2 separate regions of the Homo sapiens genome follow, and region 2 is linked to region 1. A link is a loop called in an ENCODE intact Hi-C map of the cell type or tissue named here. Cell type or tissue: gastrocnemius medialis. All regions are shown on one strand. Each heading gives the region's core, and the rest is flanking DNA. Links, peaks and the distances in the headings are about the cores only.

Region 1 (5,393 bases), core at 100-5,099:
AGTATCTTTTAATTAAGTTGTCATTCTCAAAGATATTCTGGAGAAATGATTAGGAATTAAACACCTATAAATTCTTCTTCACTTCTGTTACAGTGTAGCAATTTATTATCTAATCCATAGTGGTCTATCAATTGAGTAGGTTTACTTTCTTGTTCTCTGCAGACATAGCTGACTACAACTCATAAAGCAACGGCTGGCTACAGCTTCTCTACTTCTTTATTAACAACTGTAACTGAGACGATCAACATTCTTTGATCTATATACATTTGGACAAGATTTCGCCTCCAAAAGAAAGTCTTCTTTCTCCTGAACCTGCTTCACCAATTTTGCTTTTTCTTCGTTTAATTCTTGTTTAGGAAGATTCTAATTCACAAACTCATTTTGGAGAGCACTGAATGACACAGAATCAAGTGACTGAGATTCACTCACATTGATATTCTTGAAGGTATTTTTCAAATATGTGATTTCTTCAAATTCACTTGTCTATGTGTTTAAAATTTTCTTGAAATTCCAAACAGTTTTCCTCTGTGGAATACGCTGGTTTCTCTGAAAAGTTCTGATTGTTTTCTTCATTCTCTACTTTAAGACGTTTTATCACATTGTAACAGGAATTAAATGAAGATCTTGTTTTCCTTAATCTTTCTTTAAGTGTTGCACTCATAGGTTGTTTTCATGAACTAGTTGTACGGGGAGATGATGGATTCACAAAGGCCTGTGGAGTACTAGGCAAAACCACAGCTGAGTCTGACTGACTTTCCATCTTGAAAATGAAATCTTGGTTTACCTCTCTGCTCTCCCCAGCATGAGCAGAAAGCACATGCAGTTGCAGCCATAAATCTATCCTGTGCCCAAGGTGGGGCCATGCGAGAGAGCTATAGTCAATAATAATTTAATTGTACATTTAAAAATAACTCAAGGAGTATAATTGGATTGTTTGTAACACAAAGGATAAATGCCTGAGGAGAAGGATACCCCATTCTCTATTATGCAATTATTATGCATTGCATGCCCGTATCAAAACACCTCATATTCCCCATAAATATATACACCTACTATGTACCTACCAAAATTTTGAAAAAAAGCAATCCCATTTGAAATAGCTACAAAAAGGTACCTGGGAATAAACTTAACTAAGGATTTGAAAGCCCTCTCCAAGGAAAACTAAAAAATTCTAATGACACAAAGTGAAGAGGATGCAAACTAATGAAAAGACATCCCAGGCTCACAGATCAGAAGAATTAACATCATTAAAGTAAGAAGACTGCCCAAAGCAGATTGAGTGCAATACTTATCAAAATGCAAATCTAACTGACGCCTGATGATCAGAGGTGACATTCTTTACAGAAATAGAAATAACAATCCTCAAATCCATATGGAAACACAAAAGACCCTCAATAGGCAAAGCAATCCTGAACAAAAGAACAAAGCTGGAGGCATCATACTACCTAACTTCAAAATATACTGTATCAAGCTATAGAAACCAAAACATCATGTCATTGATATAAAAAGACACATAGACTAATGGAAAAGAACAGGAAACCCAGAAATAAAACCACATATTTACAGCCAACTGATTTTTTGACAAAGGTGACAAGAATATACATAGGGAAAAGGATACCTTCCTCAATAAATGGTGCTGGTGTTTTACTGTCCCTTCTGTATGGAGCTTTGGACCTGAACCTTTTATGACACTTCCTAATCAGTATAAATGTAAATTTGCATAGTACACAAATGCATTCACAGACATACACATATAGACATGCATGAATAATAAGAGAGACCATTGATCAGCATGTTTCATGTTGGCCACTTGTGGACAGTGATTTCATCCAAAAAGAACATACGTTTTAAACATCTGAGTAGTTTAAGTTAGAAAAAAATGATGAAAGGAAAACAAGAAAACAGGATAAGTGTCCTCCAAAGAGCAGTAGCTGATGACCATACGTTGTAAACAGCCTGACTTCGACAGTGAGCGATAGGGGACATGTAATAAAGCCTGGTAGAACCCAAGAAATCCAGTGTGTCCACAGGCAGACAGGTGTATAGTATGGACCGATGTTTCTACAATTTAGGGTGAACCTTTCTGTCCCCAGTTAGTTGTGAAAATAGTTTTTAAAAACAGTTTTAGCCTTTTAAGAGTAATTTTCTAGTCCCTTCTGTGCTTTGAAATGTTAAGGATCAATTTTAGGGGCAAGTTCCCTGTTGGGAGATCCTTGTTTTCAGGATTTGAACATGTGAATGACTTGCACCACATACTGCCGGCAGATGGGGCACTTGCTCATGCGCTTGCTACACTTGGTGCAGGTGATCATGTGCCTGCACTCAAGCAGGTAGAGGAATTTTCAGAGGTTCTAATAAATGACATCTCCCAGAAGTGTGTATTTCGTTTAAACATTTTGTGTGCAAGTGTCAGAAATCCAGTGGTGTTTTCTGAACATCAAAGCAGGAGATTTGATTATAAGGATACAGGAGTGTATCACAAACCCTCAGGGCAGGAATGATACTGGACCTCCAGTATCATTAGAATTAGAAAGCTCTCAGAAACCAATTCTAGGTTCACCTGGCAGTTCTGTGTCTCTCATCTCTGTTTTTTCTTTCTTTACAAACAGATTTTCTCTGCTCTACTGTCCACCTAGTGGAAAATATGGCTGCCTATAGCTAAAGAGGTTTCATGGTACGTATCAGCCACCCAGCAAATTTAAAACTCATTATGGATCTCAATTTCAAAGTGGGTCAGGGGCCTGTCCCCACCCTAGGACGAGTCTACTGTGGCCAGAGGAGCAGGGTTATGCAGGTGATGCATGGCAATGAGTCAGGCATTGTCATGTGCTGAGGACACAAGGATGAATGACAGGGTCCCTGCACTCAAGTTGTTCACTGTCTAGAAGACAGAAACAAAATCAGAAAACTTAGAATCCAACGAAGTAAGTACTTTATGAACAGTACTGTGGGTTCCACAGAGGGAAAAGTAATTTTGCCAAAGTATTAGCAGTCGAAGTAACACTACATCTGGATTTTAAAGACAGAATATAAATTTGTTGTAAGAAAAGGGGTGTGGTAGTAGCAGAGAGAGGTTAGAGGTTAGGGCAGGGGTCCCCAACCACTGGGTCACAGACCTGTACCAGTCTGCGGCCTGTTAGAAACTGGGCAGCACAACAGGAGGTGAGTGGCAGGCAAGCAAGCATTAGTGCCTGAGCTCTGCCACCTGTCAGATCAGCAGCTGCATTAGATTCTTATAGGAGCACAAACCCTATTGTGAATTGGCATGCGTGGGATCTAGGTTGTGCGCTCCTTATGAGAATCTGATTCCTAACGATCAGAGGTGAAACAGTTTCATCCTGAAACCATCCCTGTACTGCTTCCCGTCTGTGGAAAAATTCTCTTCCACAAAACTGGTCCTTGGTGCCAAAATGGTTGAGGACCGCTGAGTTAGGGCATTTTAGAAAAATAAATGATATGTGCAATGGGCCAGAGTCTGAGGATAGTGGGAAGTTCATTGTGATTGAAGAATAGAGTGAGAGGTGAGAAGGGAGGTAGAATGACAGGAGATGAAGCAAGAGAGGAATATTTTGTATTTTGGGGAGGTGAACTCACATGTATACTGAAGAGGTCAGATTGTATTTTATAGGCAGCAGTTTTAAAGGACTGACATGATCAGGGCTCTTATGTGTTTTTAATTTTTAGGTGAAACTCTGCCACTGGTAGGACAGGCAGATGTAGTTCATTATGATGAGAAAGAACAGAATCTTACTATTTACTAGTTCATAAACATGTTTTGATGTGTACCAATTCAGAGGAGCAATCCAAGCCTTTCCAACTATGACCTTGGATGTCATTCTATCTCTCGGCACTTCAGTTTCCTCATCAATGTCCTCATCTATAAAATGGAGGATAATTACTTACAAGTTATTATGAGATTAACAGAAGAGAGCCTAGTACATAGTAGGCACTACAAGTGTTACCTGTAATTTTTTTCCTATCCTCTGAGCTATGCTCAGGGTCCCAAGCTCTATCTTGTCACAGCCACATATGGTGCAGGCTGGGGATACCTACTTAACGGCTTCATTCTTACATATCTGTGGTGTGTTCCTATGCTAAATGACCTCCTTCTCATAATGCGTAAGCAGAAGAAGGAACCAATGAGGTGATTTCTACCTCAATAGGTATTGGAGTAGACAGAAGAGCCTGGTGTCAGGATGACTCATTAGAATAGTCTGAAAGAGAATGATAACAGTGGGTCGTGGGAATAAAGAGGAGGTGGCTGTGATCAGGAAGATATTCTGAGATAAAAAATCAGTAAGATTGTGTGCCCAAATGCATGCGGAAATTGAGGAAAAGTGATGAATTGTAATTTACCATGTGTGTAAGCAAGATGAATAGATCTTTTGACTCTACTGGATCAACTACTTTGATTTTTAAAAATCCTAGATTTCAGTTGGCTTATTCACTTGTTCCATTGGTAGCACAAGTTAGACAAAAATAACTGGCATGATCTCCACTCAGCCCTTAAGAAGAGTAGGAAAAGAAAATTAGCCAGGTGTGATGGCGTGTGCCTGTTTTCTCAGCTACTCAGGAGGCTGAGGTGGGAGGATTGCTTGGGGCTAAGATGTCAAGGCTGCAGTGAGCTATGATTGCGCCATTGAACTCCAGCCTCAGGGACACAGTGAGACCCTGTCTCTAAGAAAAATAAAAATAAATTTAAAAACACAATAGATCTACTGCCCCATCACTGACAATTGTTGAAGGCAACAGCTACTAACAGTGAAACTATATTTATTTCTTCCAGCTTTACTAAGATATAACTGACAAACAAAATTGTACCCAAAGGATTATAAATCATTCTACCATAAAAACACAGGCACATGTATGTTTATTGTGGCACTGTTCACAATAGCAAACACTTGGAACCAACCCAAATGCCCATGAATAATAGACTGGATAAAGAAAATGTGGCATGTATACATCATAGAATACTATGCAGCCGTAAAAAAGGATGAGTTTATGTCCTTTGCAGGGACATGGATGAAGCTGGAAACCATCATTCTCAGCAAACTAACACAAGAACAGAAAACCAAACACCACATGTTCTCACTCATAAGTGGGAGTTGAACAATGAGAACACATGGACACAGGGAGGGGAACATCACACAGCGGGGCCTGTCGGGGGGTGGGGGGCTAGGGGAGGGGGAGCATTAGGAGAAATACCTAATGTAGATGACGGGTTGATGGGTGCAGCAAACCACCATGGCACGTGTATACCTATGTAACAAACCTGCACGTTCTGCACATGTATCCCAGAACTTAAAGTATATTAAAAAAATTAAAAAAAAAACACAATAGATCTACTGTGCCATTACTGACAATTGTTGAAGGCAACAGCTAGTAACAGTGAA
Region 2 (5,393 bases), core at 155-5,154, 200 kb after region 1:
ATTAATACAACTGAATCTATGAAACACTGCTTTTTCTATGATTTGCTCAATGTAATACATTTAATAAAGCAAACATTTTAAAGGCTACTTTCAGCAAACTATTTCACAAGAGAAATATCCCAAGCACACTAAAAAATAAATCAAATTAAATCATGATTGGAATTGTTGGAATCATTTATTTGGGGAATGACTCTTTTATTCAATTTTTACACTTTTGATGTACCTAAAAGCAAAATTACATATCATAAATTTAAGCAATGTGCTTGATAAAACCTAGAATGTGTCACCAATAAACAATATGAAAAATTTAAGTTTTAAGATTAACTTCAAATAAGTTCTTCCCAAACACTGAAAAATAACATTGCACTCACTGGGATAAGTATAAAATGAGTATTTTTCCAAATATAAGCGATGTCACCTGATGCAATTCTCTGGCTCACTCACTGTAACTTCCTACCTCTACCATAACAGACTCCATCAGGATGGATGTCTTCCAATTCTGAACTGTACAGAAGGCAAAATATTTATGAAAAACATTAGCATCATTCATAAGAATTAACATTCATCAATTAAAATTTGAACCCAGACCTGAAAAAAAAAATTGTTGATTAAAAAAATTGTTAAAAACACCTCAAGTTCCTACACAAAAAAAGCAAGATTATAAAACTCAAGTATGGTATAACAACTATTCCAAAATGGATGCTGTTCTCAGTTTTAGTATAGACTTAAAAGAAAAAATGAATAGTCCATTGGCTCTTTCCAGCTCTCATCCAACATCTGTTCATAGCAGCTACAACCAGGTTATTTGCAGCCATGCAGTTATTTTCAGGCTAAGAATAAACCTGTCCATGCTGTTCTGAGAACTGTTACCCAGGCATTTTTTGTTAGACAACATAAAGACCATCTATTTTACCTTCCTTATATTCAAAAACAAGGAAACTGAGGCTCAGAGAGATTTAGTGCCTGGCCCTCCCAATTCAAGCAATTCATACTAGCACTAAGCAAGACCTAAAACCAAGTTTTCTCAATTGTTTCTACGAATATGGGTCAACTCTGAGGATCAGAACCACTGACTGTTTTCCTGGGATGGAATGGGCCTTTGGAAATTTACCAGCTGTGTGATCCTGAGCAAATTACAACTTTTCCAAGTCCCCTTTTCCTCTTCTACAAAATGCAGAGAGTACCTACTACTCTAACAAGGTTGTGAGGATTATGTTCGGCTTGTAAAGTGCTTAGCACAGTGATTAGGAAATTTTAAGCATTCGAAAACAGGTAGCTATTATTTTTACTCCCAACCTGAAAACATGGCTGCTCCTAATCATGGCTGTATGAGAAGACAACGAACTGAATTCATTAACACAATGGACAGGGTCCCATCCACCAGAGCTTCTCTGGCCTACCACATTCTACAAACAGTAAAAAACCCCATCAAACAACCTATTTCATTCCATCTAAAATGATCATCCCTTACACTATTAAAAAAAATTGAAATTGCTGCCATATGTGTTCTGCTACGTGTTGTACACTGAATATGTCAACTAGAAACTGCAGAGGAGTTTCTGGTTCCACCCAAAACATGAAGAACAAACGACGGGAAAACAAGAGTTAGATAAGGTCACACACCTGAACTGGAACTCAGGACCTTATTCTCAGCACATTTAGTTATTGATGGTAGAAAGCAAGATGCTTTAAGCACCATAAAGCAGGAATAATGGCTACCTCAACAAAATAAAATTCCCTAGGTTTCTCAACAAAATAGAATCCGTTTACTTTCCCTAGTAAATTCATACGCACATGGGCAATAATTGAGCATCTTTCTTGTAAAACTGAGGATTAAGCTGTGTCTGAGCTGCGATGTATGCTAAGATCATACAAATCTATGAAAAAGTCCTATGAAATGGCGAGACAAAATGATGGGGAATATCACCTTGAAATCAATAAGGAAGGAATCATAATGTCTTGCCAAAGTCGTCTCCGTTGATAAAATCCCGACCCTCCATTTCATGACACTGCACATCCACTTCCCTCTAAGGAAATTAACAGGAATCACCGCAGCAACCAACCTCAGCAATCAGCATCGACCAGATCAACCCCTACTCAAATGGCGATAAGCACTGCGGGTCCCAGCCCCTCCCTGTAACTGCCAACTCCCGCGCTGACTCCGGACTACCTCACTTCCTTTCAGTTCTCCCTCCCACTCTCGACCCACGATGTTTGTCCCAAAACTCGCCACTGACAGAAAAAACAGAAACAAGACAGTCTTCCTAAACTTTGTCCAGGAAGCACCAGGCTACACATACCCGTCCCTATTACGATCACATCAAACTCCGAAGGGAGAGTATCCGCCATCTTGACGGGAAACGTGTCATGTGACTATTACTTGTGGAAATGAGATCAAGTTAGGCATTCCCTCCGTGGAAGGCGGAAAAGAAAACAGTGCATTCTGGGTGTTGTAGTTCTTGGGTGGAAGGTCCAGGCAGGCGACTACAGTATTATATTTAAAATGTTTACACGTAAGTTAAAAGCTCGACTCATTTTCCAGGCTGAATGCTGTAGCTCATTTAGCCTGGAGGGTTGAAGTAGGAAAGAAATGTAGATTTTTATTCCGTTAGCTAGGATGAATGTGGGAGACTTGGATACCCCTTGACAATACTGAAGCAAAATTGTTAGGAGACACGGAGAGCGGAGTGAAATTGAAGGCGGTTTGCTCTGTGAACAAAGGAGACTTTCATTCCAGCCTAAAAAACTGTTTCCCGCCATCGTTTCTGTACTTTCGTGTTGGCCCTCGAGGCATGGTTTTTCACACCAATACTTTCAGAATATATTCCATATCTTTTTCGTTTCCATGTCTCCTCGATGAAAACCCACAAAAAACCTCTCACCCTAGTTTCGCCAGAATGGAACTCCCACCGCGTCCGTATTTGTTCCAGTTAGTCCAGACAGCCACTCGGGCAATAAATTAGCCTTGCTTTACAGGAGGGAAAAAATATATGAAAGCATGGTTGCGCTGGATAAGCGTCTGTTGAGTCTGAATTCGATTTTCCGCACCAACTAGATAAGTTCATGTAAGATTCTCCTTAGTTTACATTTAGTTTCCAATCTATTAGTTTCCATAAGCTACCGTAGAAATAATTAAGGTAAAATGGTCTTTATATTAAAGTGATTGTATCTGATGAGGGGCTTTAGGTCGTCTATGTCTAACAGCTAACATAGCTCTCATAAGTATCTTCAAGGTCTGTCGCCTCCCACCGCTTCCCTCCAACCGCCCCCCACCCTGCCCCCGATTATTTAATACTCCGCTGTCTGACAACACCAAAGCAAAAGGGGAAGGATGCTGGGAATGAAGGAGGATACTTTTTTGACGACAGAAATTTCTTGTGTAGTTATTTTACAAGAGTTTCAAAATAAATCAAAGATAATGTGCAGTAGTGGGCCTTCCCTGACACCACCTATCCGCTAAGATGCTTGTGGTTCCCCAGACATTGTTTTCTTTCCAGTCTCTGACCACGCTCATGCTGTTCTTTCAGCATGGAATGATCTTCCCATTCTCTAGCTAACAGTTATTCCCAGGATGTCGCTGGGCTTCCACCTCCTCCTCCTTTCGTCTCCGTGTGTGGGCTGTTTCCCTACATGGTGCTAGACTTTGTCTTAACCCGCCATACTGCATTTATGACGATTCCTATAGAGTACACATATCCCCATATATCCACACAAAAATACACACCCAGACATGCAATACCATAATTATAAACCCCTGTACAGCATGACAGACACCAAGTCTCATTTATCTTTTTCACTCCTGCACCTAACCTAAGCCCGGTGCATAGTAGGAATTTAATAAATGTTTGCTAAACCAAACTTGATTTTGACTCCCCTAATAGATGGATGAGACGAGTCCCTGTCCTCATAGTGCTTACCATCTTTGCCTTTATATCTGCCCACCACTATCATGTGTCTTATATTTAGAAGATGTTCAGTGTCCATTAATTGTAAATATTTACATGAAAATGCTTTAAAATGTATTTTGATACGCTTTTTACTGCATTTCTCTTGCATTTTACCATAATCATTAGCAACATTGTACATGTTTCATTACTTTCTTTTATAGATCATCCAGTTGTATTACACAACTCTCTTAAGATATGGTCTTTGATTAGTATTTTCTGTAAAACAGATTCCCCTGAGAAGTATAATGTACTGTTCAGTAAACCACTTTGTCATTTGCCTTGGTATGTAAAGCAAGTTTTTAGTATTATCAGAAGTGAAACAGATATTATTTGTGAGACTCTTGATAAGACAGTAGAAAATGGAAACAAATGGATTTCTCAGAGTAAACACAGAAAACTTTCCAAAATCTTCTCTAATAATGAGAAGCCACAGATGGATGGTTAAAAACCTGATAAATAAAAGTATTTCTACCATACTTTGGATATATATTTATATACATTTGTTCATGTATACGAGATATATAAACTACATACATATACTTTTCAATATGAGTATCACTGACCTTCTAGGGATTCAGAAATTTTCTGACAATCACACCATGAAGATGCAATTCATTAATTTGTTTATTCCTCAAATATTCATTCAGCACCTACTATGTGCAAGACACTATTTTGGATGCTGAGATTAGAGCAATGAACAAAACAGACAACAACCCCTGTCTTCATGAAGTTTACATTTAGTAGGGTAAAACAAAATAAACAAGTAATTACTCTGTAGCATAGATTTTCCAATCTGTGCTGCCCTTAGTTTGAAACCTTCTTTTTTTCCCCTAAGGATAGAAAGCACAATCCTCAGAAGGATAATATTACCAACTTATATTTTGCTGTTCTTTCTCTAAAGTTATTATGGGACTTATTCATGCCCTTTTCTGGGCATGGAAAAGATTACTACATTAGGAAAATTTCAATCTTGTGCATGGAGAAAATGCTCCAAATACCTTTTATTTCAAATGTATTTTTGTAGACTTTATGCAAAGTAAAGATGAATATAGGAGTTAATAATTGCAGTAAAAAAAGCGTAAAGCAAAACAGCTGAATTGCATCTATTCTGTTATTCTAAGGACATCTTTTTTTTTTTTTTTTTTTTTTTTTGAGACGGAGTCTCTCTCTGTCGCCCAGGCTGGAGTGCAGTGGCGCCATCTCCGCTCACTGCAAGCTCCGCCTCCCGGGTTCACGCCATTCTCCTGCCTCAGCCTCCCGAGTTGCGGGGACTACAGGCGCCCGCCACCACACACGGCTAATTTTTTGTATTTTTAGTAGAGACGGGGTTTCACCATGTTAGCCAAGATGGTCTCCATCTCCTGACCTCGTGATCCGCCCGCCTTGACCTCCCAAAGTGCTGGGATTACAGGCGTGAGCCACCCCACTGGGCCAAAGACTATGTAC

The links. Hi-C counts contacts between places; a loop is a spot of excess contacts. Peaks named below come from ENCODE experiments on the same cell type or tissue, not always from the same donor. Only the 100,000 strongest peaks of a DNase experiment are listed, where the experiment ranks them.
Region 2: a loop joins it to region 1, with 2.4 times the contacts of the local background. A loop is called at or near these places in 5 of 110 quality-filtered maps.

The regions. Positions count from the first base shown.
Region 1 is chrX:85,849,353-85,854,745 of GRCh38, forward strand. It overlaps the pseudogene SFR1P2. Among named protein-coding and RNA genes, the nearest start is that of MIR1321, 16 kb to the left of the region's middle. In gastrocnemius medialis, for the core only: a CTCF peak has its summit at 2,257 (motif pointing right); no DNase peak of the experiment used is centred there.
Region 2 is chrX:86,045,184-86,050,576 of GRCh38, forward strand. It overlaps CHM (CHM Rab escort protein), which reads right to left and starts at 2,375. Exons shown (of 15, transcript NM_000390.4): 1 at 2,301-2,375. The coding sequence starts at 2,349. In gastrocnemius medialis, for the core only: no CTCF peak of the experiment used is centred there; a DNase peak (open chromatin) is centred at 2,358; H3K4me3 peaks cover 2,204 bases; H3K27ac peaks cover 1,580 bases.